Regions from separate parts of the Homo sapiens genome. Here region 1 is linked to region 2. A link is a contact called in ENCODE POLR2A ChIA-PET data. All regions are on one chromosome and are shown on one strand. Each heading gives the region's core, a stretch centred on a gene start or an enhancer-like site at or near the end of the contact. The rest is flanking DNA. Distances are from core to core; before and after follow the strand shown.

Region 1 (6,088 bases), core at 3,396-5,895, 180 kb before region 2:
AGGGAGCTGCCTCTTTTCTAACTGCTCTCTTCACTGATTGTGTAGTCTCTCCTCCTCCATCTTGTCCTGTTTGTAATCACCAGCTAGATGGCTGTCCCTTAAATATTAACTTCTAAATTGTGCTAACATGCAAGTATTAAGGTTCTCCTTTCTTGCTAGTACTTGGCTCTTAGAGATTTTGCTTCTCCACATTTCTTCAAGAATAGACATCTGAATGGGGTAACAACTGTCACAGAGTAGGGTAACACTGAACCTGCATCTGTGGATATGCCTGGCTGAGCGTGGTGGCTCACACCTGTAATCCCAGCACTTTGGGAGGCCAAAGTAGGAGGATCACTTGAGCCCAAGAGTTTGATATATGCATTTAATTTTGGAGGGCGGGGTTGCTTGTTTAATTATTATTTCAGAAGTAATATATGTTCATTTCAGAAAATTTAGAAAATAGAAAAAGAACAAGATAAAAGGGTGTTTCATAGCCATATTTTTTGTATTACATATATTCTTGATTTGGCTTTGTTTACAAAACGTGCAATATAAACCAGCATATCACCTAGAACTGTTTTTCCACTCAGTGTATTACAGCATCTTTCCACGATACAGTGCATATTCTTGTTGTGACTTTGTCTTTAATAACAACGTAATGGTCAGCCCATTGTCTGGTTCTATCATGACTTATGTAATTGATACATATTATCAAATATTTAATTGTGGGATGTTGAACTATTCAAAATTACCACATTAATGATACGTAATCTTATGTATATTCTGTGATAACCATCTTTTGTGGTTTAATTTTTGCACACATTCATGACATTTTTCTTGGACAGGATTCTTTTTTTAAGAGACAGAGTCTTGGCCGGGCGCGGTGGCTCACGCCTGTAATCCCAGCACTTTGGGAGGCCGAGGCGGGCGGATCACGAGGTCAGGAGATCGAGACCACGGTGAAACCCCGTCTCTACTAAAAATACAAAAAAAAAAAAAAAAATTAGCCGGGTGCAGTGGCAGGTGCCTGTAGTCCCAGCTACTCGGGAGGCTGAGGCAGAAGAATGGCATGAACCCAGGAGGCGGAGCTTGCAGTGAGCTGAGATCGCACCACTGCACTCCAGCCTGGGCGACAGAGCGAGACTCTGTCTCAAAAAAAAAAAAAGAGAGAGTCTCAATCTCTCACCTCTCTCACCTGGGCTGGAGTGTGATTACAGTTCAGTGCTCCTCGAACCCCTGGGCTCAAGCCGTCCTTCTGCCTCAGCCTTCCAGAGTGCTAGGATTATAGGCATGAGCCACTGCACCTGGTGCAAAATTCTCATAATGCAAATATTTAAGGCTTTTGATATATACTGATAAGTCATCCCTCTGGAGAGGCTGTCTGAAGTGGTGCTCCCACCTACCATGTCTGGAAGTTTCTATTTTATTACCATCCAAGGTGGTGAATGTCTTATGATTATTGACCATTGGTATCTGTAAATTTCTTGTTTGATATTTTTTTCGGCGTGTTCACCTTCTAGTTTTTTTGTTTTCGAAAGAACCCTTGCGCTGGAAAGGATGGTAACTGACTCTTTGCCTTATTTGCAGCATACGCTGCCTTTTTTGTGTGTGGTGCTTTTTTGAGTCTGGAGAGGCTTGGCAGCCGCTGGTTCAGGGTCTCTGGTTACTGTGTTGCCCACTGGCATCCGCTGCCACCTCCTCTGTAACTTGGAAACAGCTTTCTGCTGAAAGCCTGGAAGCCCCTCATCACACACATGCAGGCCCTGGCCAGGCCAGATGTCCAGCAACAGGAAGGTGGAGGGAGAAGCTGTGGTGCATCCACGAGTGGGAACACTGCTGGCAGCGAGCAGCAGGCGCCTCGCCCACACGAAGCACAGCTGTTGACGCTGAGCTCGGGGGACGGAGCAGGCAAAGATGTGCGGACAGGAAATGGATTGGCAGCTGCCAGGGGCTGGGGGTCGAGGGGAATGCGGAGCTTCCTTATGGGGTGATGAGAAGTCCTAAAATTGATTGTGTTGATGGTCACACAACTCTGTGAACAGACTAAAAACCACTGAATCGTACACTTTAAATGGGTGAATTTAATGGCATATGAGTTATATATCCATAAAGCTGTTTTTAAAAAGAAGGTTGACACAAAAGTGTATGTATGATATGGTTCCATTTATATCAAGTTCTAGGACAGGCAAAAGTAATCTATGATAATAGAAGTTAAACAGTTGGGGCGGGGCAGATTGGCTGGAGACGGTGATAGAAATGTTCTTTGTGTTTTTAGTGGCGCTTACTTGGGTATATGCAGTTGTCAAAACTCATCAAACTGGGAAAAAATGCATTCTAATTTAAAAAAAAAAACACATGGGCACTTATGTCTTCCCTTTTTTTTCTTTTGCTACGATTTGAAAAAGGCTATTTTTCTTTTCTGTTTTTCTCAGTTAATGGTTCTAAAGTGATTTCTTTGCTGGGTTATCTCCCCTTAACTCCCTCTCCATTGACAAGGATCCCAGCCAGCCCTCACCCCACCCCCACCAGCTAGCAGCTCCACCACACCTGTGGCCAGCTCGCCTTGGGAAACCACCCATGCCATCATCGTGCATATGATCTAATGGCTTTAGAGAACTAGGAACAGAGTTATTCCCCAACAAACTGACTGGGAACCTGTTCTGATGAGTATTTTAATTTGTGTGATAAACAATCATTTTGAGAGGCTGGGGTTTGCCATTTCCCCTTCCAAGAGGAAGTGCCTTTACGCATTTGAAACTTGACATGCCATGAAGGTATTTTTGGAGGGCAGGGGACATTTGGGAAGTCATGCAGATTACCTAAGGCAAGTGATACTTGCGTTTATGGTGCGTGGGGAATCTGTAGGCACAGAAATGAGACTCAGCAGCAGAGGACAGACAGCACCTGCCTGCCTTCTGGTGGAAACTCAGTGGTGACGGGAGCTTTGCTCATTGCCTTTTTCTTGTGGGGGTAGGAGCTGGTCAGGCTCACCATCGAGAAGCAGGGACGTCCGTCTCCGACGAGCCCCGTGAAGCCCAGTTCCCCTGCCAGCAAGCCTGATGGGTAGGTGCTGACTAACCCTCGTGTCGCGGGTGTCACGCTCAGTGGCAAAGTCTGCACTTGACAAGGATAGGGCCCGGTGGGGTGGGCAGCATGAGGGTGGGCTGCTGGAGGCCCATATTCCTTTTTCAGTGGTTAGCAGTGTGTGTATATTTCACACAGGCTTGAAGTATTGCCCTGTCTCAAGTTTACCCTTCAGCATGACTGTTTCCAAGGATCTTCTGTGAGCGCATCCAGTGACACATACCAGTGCTTTTCCTGGGCAGCTTCGTTTCATAATGACAAAGAACTTTTAAAGGCTTGGGTTTGGGTGCTTTGACTTGAGAGCACTCTTGTTTGATCAAGAGTAAACTGAGGATGACATGGATGGTTGTAAAGGTTTATATTCATCTCTACTCCAAGCTCCTGGTAAAAATATAAAACATAAATTTGGAGCTTTTTTTTTTGTTTTTGAGACAGAGTCTCTGTGGCTCAGGCTGGAGTGCAGTGGTGCGATCTGGGCTCATTGCAGCCTCCTCCTCTCAGATTAGAGCAATTCTCTTGCCTCAGCCTTTCAAGTAGTTGGGACTACAGGTGCACGCCACCATGCCCAGCTAATTTTTGTATTTTTAGTAGAGACAGGGTTTCACCATCTTGGCCAAGCTGGTCTCAAACTCCTAACCTCAAGTGATCTGCCCGCCTTGACCTCCCAAAGTGCTGGGATTATAGGTGTGAGCCACTGCGCCCGGCCTGGAGCATTTTAGAGAACCCTTAGATCATTTTCAGATGAGGAAATTGAGGTGCAAAGTTGGGGGCACAGCCAAGCTCCAGTAGCTCATTAGCAACCAAACCAGAACCCCAGGGTTCTATATCCAGGGAGCCTGCTCTTCAGCCCCACCTCACCCACTGTGTTCTTCCTGGTCACGTCCTCACCCTCTCAGGGCCTGTGTGTGCTCTGTCCCGCCTTTGACCTTCTGTAACCCCAAGTTCTTCCCAATTCTCCAGCCCAGCAGAGCTCCCCCTGACAGACCGCGAGGTAGAGATCCTAAACAAGACGACTGGGATGTCACAGTCAACTGAGCTCCTCCCAGATGCCACGGATGAAGAGGTCGCGCCCCCCAAGCCTCCTCTGCCTGGCATTCGGGTGGTTGATAATAGGTAATTACCTTCCTATTTGTCCAGTGCCTCCCATGGCAGAATGAGAAAGAAAGGGAGGAAGACAGGGCTCGGGCCCTTTCCCCTCAGCGCTGAGGGCTTGGCCCCCCTTGGGAGGCTGACTCTGGAGCTGTCCCCACCCCGCCGGCCCTCGCTGGCCACCCTGAGCTCTCCTGAAGGCCTCCTTGTGCCCTCAGCCCAGGGAGACATGGTATGATTTATTATGAAAGAAAAAGAAAGGGTTGTTCTTTTTTGTTCATTTGGTATTTACAGGTTTTATTTTGGCGGAGGGGAGTAGGCAGGAGTTGAAGTGTGAACATTGGGTGTGGAGAGTCTAGTAATGAAAGAACCCCACATCCTGTACCCCAATATCACGCTGAAGAGCTTTGGTGAGTGTGGTTTGGTCTGCCTGGACGTTTCGGTCTGTTTCAGTCCTCCACCAGCATTGCCACCCAAGAAAAGACAGTCGGCGCCGTCCCCTACCCGAGTGGCTGTGGTGGCCCCCATGAGCCGAGCCACCAGTGGCTCCAGTTTGCCTGTTGGAATCAATAGGCAGGTAATGCAGCCCCTGTTCCCTGCATGGGAAGGCAGGGAGGGGGTGGGGGGCTCAGGGATGTGGCTCCTGAAGCTGAAAGAAACCCATGGTCTTCAGGCGCTGGTGTTTGTCACATCGAGGAGTGCGAGACCTTGTACCCATCCCTCTCTCTCCAGGACACGGTCCAAGTTCCCATATGGGGATAAGGGTCAGGGCAGGGAGGGCAGAGCCAAAGGGCGTCTCCTGGGGATAGGTGAGTCCAGCCCCAGGGCCCTCCCTGGCCACACCCCCCACAAACTCCAGATGGCTGCTTCTCAGCTGTATGTGTCCTTCGACTACTGACGTCAGAGGTGGTTTCTGAGTTCGCCTGGCAGTATTTCCTTCTCTAAGTAAATGCACCGGTTGCCTCACCCCTGGTCTGTGCCACCGTTTCTCAGAAGTGATTTGGCTTTGTTTTTCTTTTTCCACTTGAGGATTTTGATGTTGACTGTTACGCACAGAGGCGACTGTCAGGAGGCAGCCACTCATATGGTGGAGAGTCGCCCCGCCTCTCCCCCTGCAGCAGCATAGGCAAGCTCAGCAAGTCAGACGAGCAGCTGTCCTCTCTGGACAGGGACAGTGGGCAGTGCTCCCGGAACACAAGCTGTGAAACACTAGGTGAGCCGCCACCATCCTCCTGTTCCATCGTGTCTCGGTGGCTTCTCTGGGGCCATTACAGTCCTGGGTGGGAGTCCCAGGTCATGCAATCATTGACTACGTGGCTTTGGCTGACTTGTTTAAAATCTGAGCCTCAGCTTCCTCATCTGCAAAATATGGATAACAGTATCTGCCTCCCAAGGAAGTTGAGCATGTAAATGAAATCACAATGTAAAACCACAGCCTAGATATTCAAGCGGTGACTGTTAGTTCATCTGTCAGTGAGTAATTTGACTCTCTTTACCAAAATTAAGAGCCATTTGTGTTGAGAGCTTTAAACAAAGGGGTGGGGGTCCTGACAACACTTGACAGAGGCTGAAGGGGAGGGAGCCGCGCGAGCCGGCCTTCTCGTTAGTCAGTGCTGAATGTGTACTGTGCGGGCCCCTCCGAGTCTGCTGGGCAGGGGGCTTAGAGAGCAGGAAGCTGTTCGTATCCTGTGAACTAGATATTTTCACTTCTGAGAATGTATCCTAGGAGCATAATCAGTGATTAATAGCAAGATTTTCATTGGTAGGAAATCAGATGAATTATGGTACATTCATTTGCTGGAATAATCTGTAGCTATTAAAAATCACTCATATTGATAACTAGAAAAAGTACAGGACCATTTACATAGTATTCTCAATTGTTTCTTTTTTTTTTTTTTTTTTTTTTTTTTTTGAGACAGAGCCTCACTCTGTC
Region 2 (5,847 bases), core at 1,920-4,419:
AAAATGCCTGAGAATAAATTTAACAAAAGACATTCAGGACCTCTACATGAAAACTGTAAGTAAGACACTGCTGAGAGAAATGAAAGCCCTAATAAAGAGATACACCAGGTTCCTGGACCTAAAGATTCAAAATTAAGGACTGGACATGGTGGCTCATACCTGTAATCCCAGCACTTTGGGAGGCCAAGGCGGACCTATCACCTGAGGTCAGGAGTTCGAGATCAGCCTGGCCAACATGGTGAAACTTCGTCTCTACTAAAAATACAACAATTAGTAGGGCATAGTGGCCCACACCTGTAATCCCAGCTACTTGGAAGGCTGAGACATGAGAATCACTTGAACCCAGGAAGCAGAGGTTGCAATGAGCTGAGATCATGCCACTGCACTCCAGCCTGTGTGGCAGAGTGAGACCCCATATCCAAAAAAAAAAACACCACCAAGTTTCAAAGTTAAGATGTCAGGTGGGGTGCAGTGGCTCACGCCTGTAATCCCAGCACTTTGGGATGCTGAGGTGGGCAGATCACAAGGTCAGGAGTTCGAGACCAGCCTGGCCAACATGGTGAAACCCTGTCTCTACTAAAAATACAAAAATTAGTTGGGCATGTGGTGCGCGCCTATAATTCCAGCTACTCGGGAGGCTGAGGCAAGATAATCACTTGAACCCGGGAGGCGGAGGTTGCAATGAGTCGAGATCATGCCACTGAACTCCAGCCTGGGCAATAGAGCAAGACTCTGTCTCGGGAAAAAAAAAAAAAAATTTAAGATGTCACTTATCGATGTTGATACAGATTCAACATAATCCTAACCAAAATGCCCGCAGGCCCTTTGTAAATACTGACAGGTTGATTCTAAATTTATGTGGAAACAATCTTGGAAAACGACAAAGTTGGAAAACTTACACTACTGAAATTTAAGATTTACTATAAACCCACAGTGTGGTACTGGTATGAGGAACAACTAGATCAATGGAACAGTGTCCAGAAATAGACCAATGCTTTTATAGTCAATTGACTTTTGGCAAAGGTTCCAAAGCAATTCGATAGGGAAAGTGAAGTCTTATCAACAAATGTTGTGGAGAATTGGCCGTATGGGAAAAAACAAACCTTGACTCCTATCTTATGCCATATACAAAAATTAATCCAATGTGGATCAAAGACCTAAAATTAATAGTTAAAACTATAAAACATCTAGGAACATCTTTACCACCAAGGGGAAGCAAACATTTTTTTAAACAGGACACAAAAATAATAACCACAAAAAAACCCAAATTTGTAAATTAAACTTCAAAATTCAAACTTCTGCTCACCAAAACAGTGTTTAAAAAAAATTAAGACAAAGAATGCAATAAGGAAATATATTTGCAAAATAAAAGTTGCAAAGGATTTGTATCCTGGGCTGGTACCCTACCACTCAATTTTTTAAAATTCAGATACCAAACAAAGGACAATATATCAGCTGTCAAATAGCACATAAAAGTGTGTTTATCATCATTAGTCATCAGCAAAATGCAAATTAAAAGCACAATGAGATACCACTAAACACCCACTAGAATGACTAAAATTAAAAACACAAACATGTTCAAGGCTGCAGTGAGCTTTGATCACACCACTGCACTCCAACCTAGGAAACAAAGTGAGACCCTGTCTCTTTAAAAAAAAAAAGATGAACACCAAAATGTAAGATCCAGACCTACCAAATTCTCACACACTGCTGCTGGGAATGTAAAATGGCACAACCACCAGGGGAAAAGGTTTGGACAGGTCTTAAACACTTAATCCTATGTCTACCCTTTGACCCAACAATTCTAGATACTTACCCAAGAGAAATAGAAGTATGATGTATATAGTGGGGCTTTTGAATGAATAAACAAATTACAGTATATTGATGCACTGGAACATATCTCAGCAACTAAAAGCAACTGGCATATAAACAACATTGATGAATATGAAAACCATACAAGAGTAAAAACTGTATGACTCCACTCATCTGAAGTCTGTTAACTAGGCAAAACTAATCTAGGGTAAAGTGAATCAGAAGAGCAGCAGGCCCTTGAGCGGTGGCAGGGCAGAGCACTGGAGAAGCAATGAGGAAGCCTGCGGTGGTGAGGGAAATGTTCCCTCTTTCTCTGGATATGGATGTGTGTGATATACACGTATCCATTTGTAAAACTGTACAGGTAAAATGTGATATGGGTACCTTTCACTATAATTTAAATCTACTTGAAAATAAAAAGAACTATAAAAGAAAATAATCAGGTTGGGGGATGGGGAGTGGGGGGAGATAAACGAATAAGAATGGCAGAACAAGCTGGGTTTGTGGCACCCGCGTGTAGTTCCAGCTACTCCGGAGGCTGAGGAAGGAGGAAGAGTTTGAGGCTGCAGCTCACCATGATGGACCCTGCAAACAGCCACTCCACTCCAGAATGGGAAACACAGCCAGACTCTTTCTCTTTCCTTTTTTTTTTTTTTTTTTTTTTTTTTTGAGACAGTGTCTCCCTCTGTCGCCCAAGCTGGAGTGCAGTGGTGCGATCTTGGCTCACTGCAACCTCTGCTTCCCAGGTTCAAGTGATTCTCCTGCCTCAGCCTCCTGAGTAGCTGGGACTACAGGCACGCGCCACCACACCTGGCTAATTTTTGTATTTTTAGTAGAGACAGGGTTTCACCATGTTAGCCAGGATGGTCTCGATCTCCTGATCTTGTGATCTGCCCACCTCAGCCTTCCAAAGGAATTATAGGCATTAGCCACCGTGCCCAGCCTTCCTTTTTATCTTTATATTTTTTACTGCTCCTTGCAGAGTAGGGCTAACCCACAGGCAGTATGCCCAGAGTAGCTGAGACCCTGTCTCTTGGAAAAAAATTAAATTAAAACAAACAAAAACCGAATGGCAGAACATTGGTACTTATTGAACCTGAGTGATCAGTGGTTGGGAGCTATTTTCTTTTTTGTTTAAATTTTGCATCATCAATAATTTTTAAAAAGTTAACAACAAAACTCTAAGATCAAGACTAAAGACCAAAAGAAGCTAATGGCTTGGCCAGGAAGGAACCTCTAGTCAGGGAGTAAATGAGGAAGGAGGGCATCAGGTCTGCTTCCCTGTCCGGCTCTTCATCCCTATCTTGCCAAGGGAAAACACACGGTGGTGCCAGGGGGTTTCCATCCCTGGTAAGTACATATGGACTTTGGTCCTGCCCGTCTAAACCACCCGTGCTTCTCTGCCCACCTGCCCAGCCATCATCGGCATCGGCGTCCAGATCGTCAAGGCCCTTCAGGTTTTCCGCATTGATAATGGTGGGCCGTGGTGCCCGCTCCACCAGCTGCCTTAGTGGGCGGAGTGGGCGAGACAATCCCAGCCTGTTTTCTTTTCTGATAAAAGAAAAGATGATGGAATCATGTCCAGTATACAGACGGAAGCAAAATCAAATACCTTTCCAAAAATAAATTCCACACTGCAAAGGTTCATGTTTGATTTAATTATTTCTATCAGTTCCTTTAAAAGAAATATATAATGAGCAAACGAGTACATCCCAGAAAGAAGTTCTGCCTTGTCCTGCAGTTTTACATGCTGGTTGCTAAGGCCTAGGGCAGCAGCAACACACACGTGCCAGAACTTCAACTCTACCAGGCACTTGAAATCATGACTCAATCTGTCATCCAGCTCCAAATCCCAGCCACCACCCCACACACCCTGCCACGCTGAGCTGGTTAAGTTCTCTGTGGTCTCCAGGAGACACAGCACTTCTATTCATCAGCCCCTCATCTTGACCAGAATCACCACCGCACTCATCTCTACACACGTGACTGTAATGCAATGGACTCACCCGTCTTGGTCATTCATCTGGAACTGTCTAAAAGGAACTCGAGGTTCAAGGCGGAGCTGAGGAAGGGGAAAAGAGCCTCGTTCCACTGTACCCTGGTTTTCTGATGACTTCGGCGAACACATCTGAAACATAACATCAATGAACAGGATTTGCTGGTAATGGCTGAAACTGCAATTTCCACTTAAATCAGAATGTGTTTTATAAAGTGGAAAATGGGAAAAAGAAACAGGAAAGTCATGGGGTTTCCTAATTAATCCTACCACCATCTCCCCCATTTCATTCCTGCTGCCAGTAAGTAGACTTGGGGACCTATGTCAGGGAAAACCTGCCTCTCCTGTTTCTAAAGAACCAAAGGCTAAAATCATATCCACATCACCAGGGAAAGAAGTCAGAGGCCCTGAAGATTTAAAAAGCAGGGAGAGAAAATGCAAAACGAGTGGAAGCCTCAGAAGTAGGGTAACAGGGCCAAGAGGAGACCCCAAGGGGGACATTCAACCACTTGACCTATCTGCTGGACACAATCCAACTTCATGGGGGGAAAAAAAGTACACTCTGAAGACTTACAAAAGCAGGAAGCATGTCATGGTATGTAGGTGGGTGGTATACATTTCCCATGAACTGTGAAGCCCCTTTTCGGACAGGCTGAGCCGGGCGGAGAGAGGGGTCCTTAGAATCGCTGGTACATGCCGAGGAGGGGGCTCCATCTCCCGTACTCGAGTTCCTGCTGCCCAGCTCAGTTGGGGAGGTGCTCAGAGACGTGGCAGAAATTATGTGTCGCCCACCGCCCTCCCTCCAGCTTGTCACATCTGGAAATTGAAAGGGGGCAAAAGGGGAGAGGGAAGAGGAGGGGGAAGGAGGGATCGTATGAGGTTCTGAAGGTCAAGGGACCCCCTCCTTCACCAAAAAAATAAAATGAAAAACAAAAAACACCAAAAGTGAAGAACTGTTAAATCTGTCAGGGAAGGTTGGGGCAGACCCCTGGCCAATGAGGATGAACTTGCTGAGGGAAGTCTGACTGTGAAATATAAAATGAGATCTACTCAGAGAGAAGGCTTCATCAGTAAGCAACAATCACCACCCTTCCCCAAGTCTCACAACCCAGAGAGATGAAGATGGCCCTGATGAAACCAGCCTTGGGTCATTCCTTCAACAAACACTGACCAGCCCACTTAGGGTCAGCACTGGACTACACATTAAAACAGGAGCAAGTTCCGGGCACAGTGGTTTCAGGCTTTGTTTAGCAGTGGCACCTTTTAATAAAGATCCCCCAGCCCACAAGACAGGCAAGGCGCAGCTGCTGTCCTTCCAGTGGAGGTGTGGGGCACTTGCGTAGCTCACAGACGGAAACCTGCTGACCTGTCTTTTTAAAATGATGCTTTCTATTGCCAAATGTGGTAAGATCGGGTGGAAATTATTAGAGGCCAACAAGAAATCAAATGAGACAACAGACCCCTGTTTTCGGTCACCTTTTGGTTAGAAGTTGAAGCACAAAGGTCTCTGAGTTACACGACCCTTAAGGGAAAGAGACCCAGGACATGTCTGATCCCAGCTCTTCAACCCCTTTGCTGTGTGATTTGGGGCAAGCCAAGGTCACCCCTCTGTCCATGTTTTCTCATCTTCTCCAATGAGGAGATTAAACTGATGCTTAGAAGCTTCTTCTATGTCTACGTTTTTATAGTCCCACAAGGCAGCTCCTCTTAATTAACCCCAGAAAGACATAATTCGTGTCCCTTAAAATGATGCAAACAGGCTGGGCGCGGTGGCTCACGCCTGTAATCCCAGCACTTTGGGAGGCTGAGACAGGCGGATCACCTGAGGTCAGGAGTTCAAGGCCAGCCTGACCAACATGGAGAAACCCGCCTCTACTAAAAATACAAAATTAGCTGGGTGTGGTGGCACATGCCTGTAATCCCAGCTACTCGGGAGCCTGAGGCAGGAGAATCACTTGAACCCGGGAGGCGGAGGTTGCAGTGAGCAGAGATCGCACCATTGCACTCCACCCTGGGCAACAAGAGCGAAACTCCATCTC

The links. ChIA-PET counts read pairs that join two places held with the same protein, here RNA polymerase II (POLR2A).
Region 1: POLR2A ChIA-PET joins it to region 2 with 10 read pairs in activated B cell. The contact joins two enhancer-like sites. POLR2A ChIA-PET finds 5 or more read pairs at or near these places in 3 of 52 experiments (Caco-2, PC-9 and activated B cell).

What each region holds. Positions count from the first base shown.
Region 1 is chr9:131,627,193-131,633,280 of GRCh38, reverse strand. RAPGEF1 (Rap guanine nucleotide exchange factor 1) reads left to right here. Exons shown (of 27, transcript NM_001377935.1): 6 at 2,957-3,045; 7 at 4,027-4,179; 8 at 4,609-4,732; 9 at 5,185-5,368. Among named protein-coding and RNA genes, the nearest start is that of PRRT1B, 85 kb to the right of the region's middle. RefSeq lists enhancers at 3,749-4,498, 4,978-5,027. Within about 2 kb of position 4,645, at least 22 of the 41 ENCODE cell types and tissues checked have a DNase peak (open chromatin) inside an H3K27ac peak, as active enhancers do.
Region 2 is chr9:131,445,178-131,451,024 of GRCh38, reverse strand. PRRC2B (proline rich coiled-coil 2B) reads right to left here. Exons shown (of 32, transcript NM_013318.4): 7 at 4,383-4,624; 8 at 3,819-3,940; 9 at 3,221-3,363. Among named protein-coding and RNA genes, the nearest start is that of SNORD62A, 38 kb to the left of the region's middle. Within about 2 kb of position 3,169, at least 2 of the 41 ENCODE cell types and tissues checked have a DNase peak (open chromatin) inside an H3K27ac peak, as active enhancers do.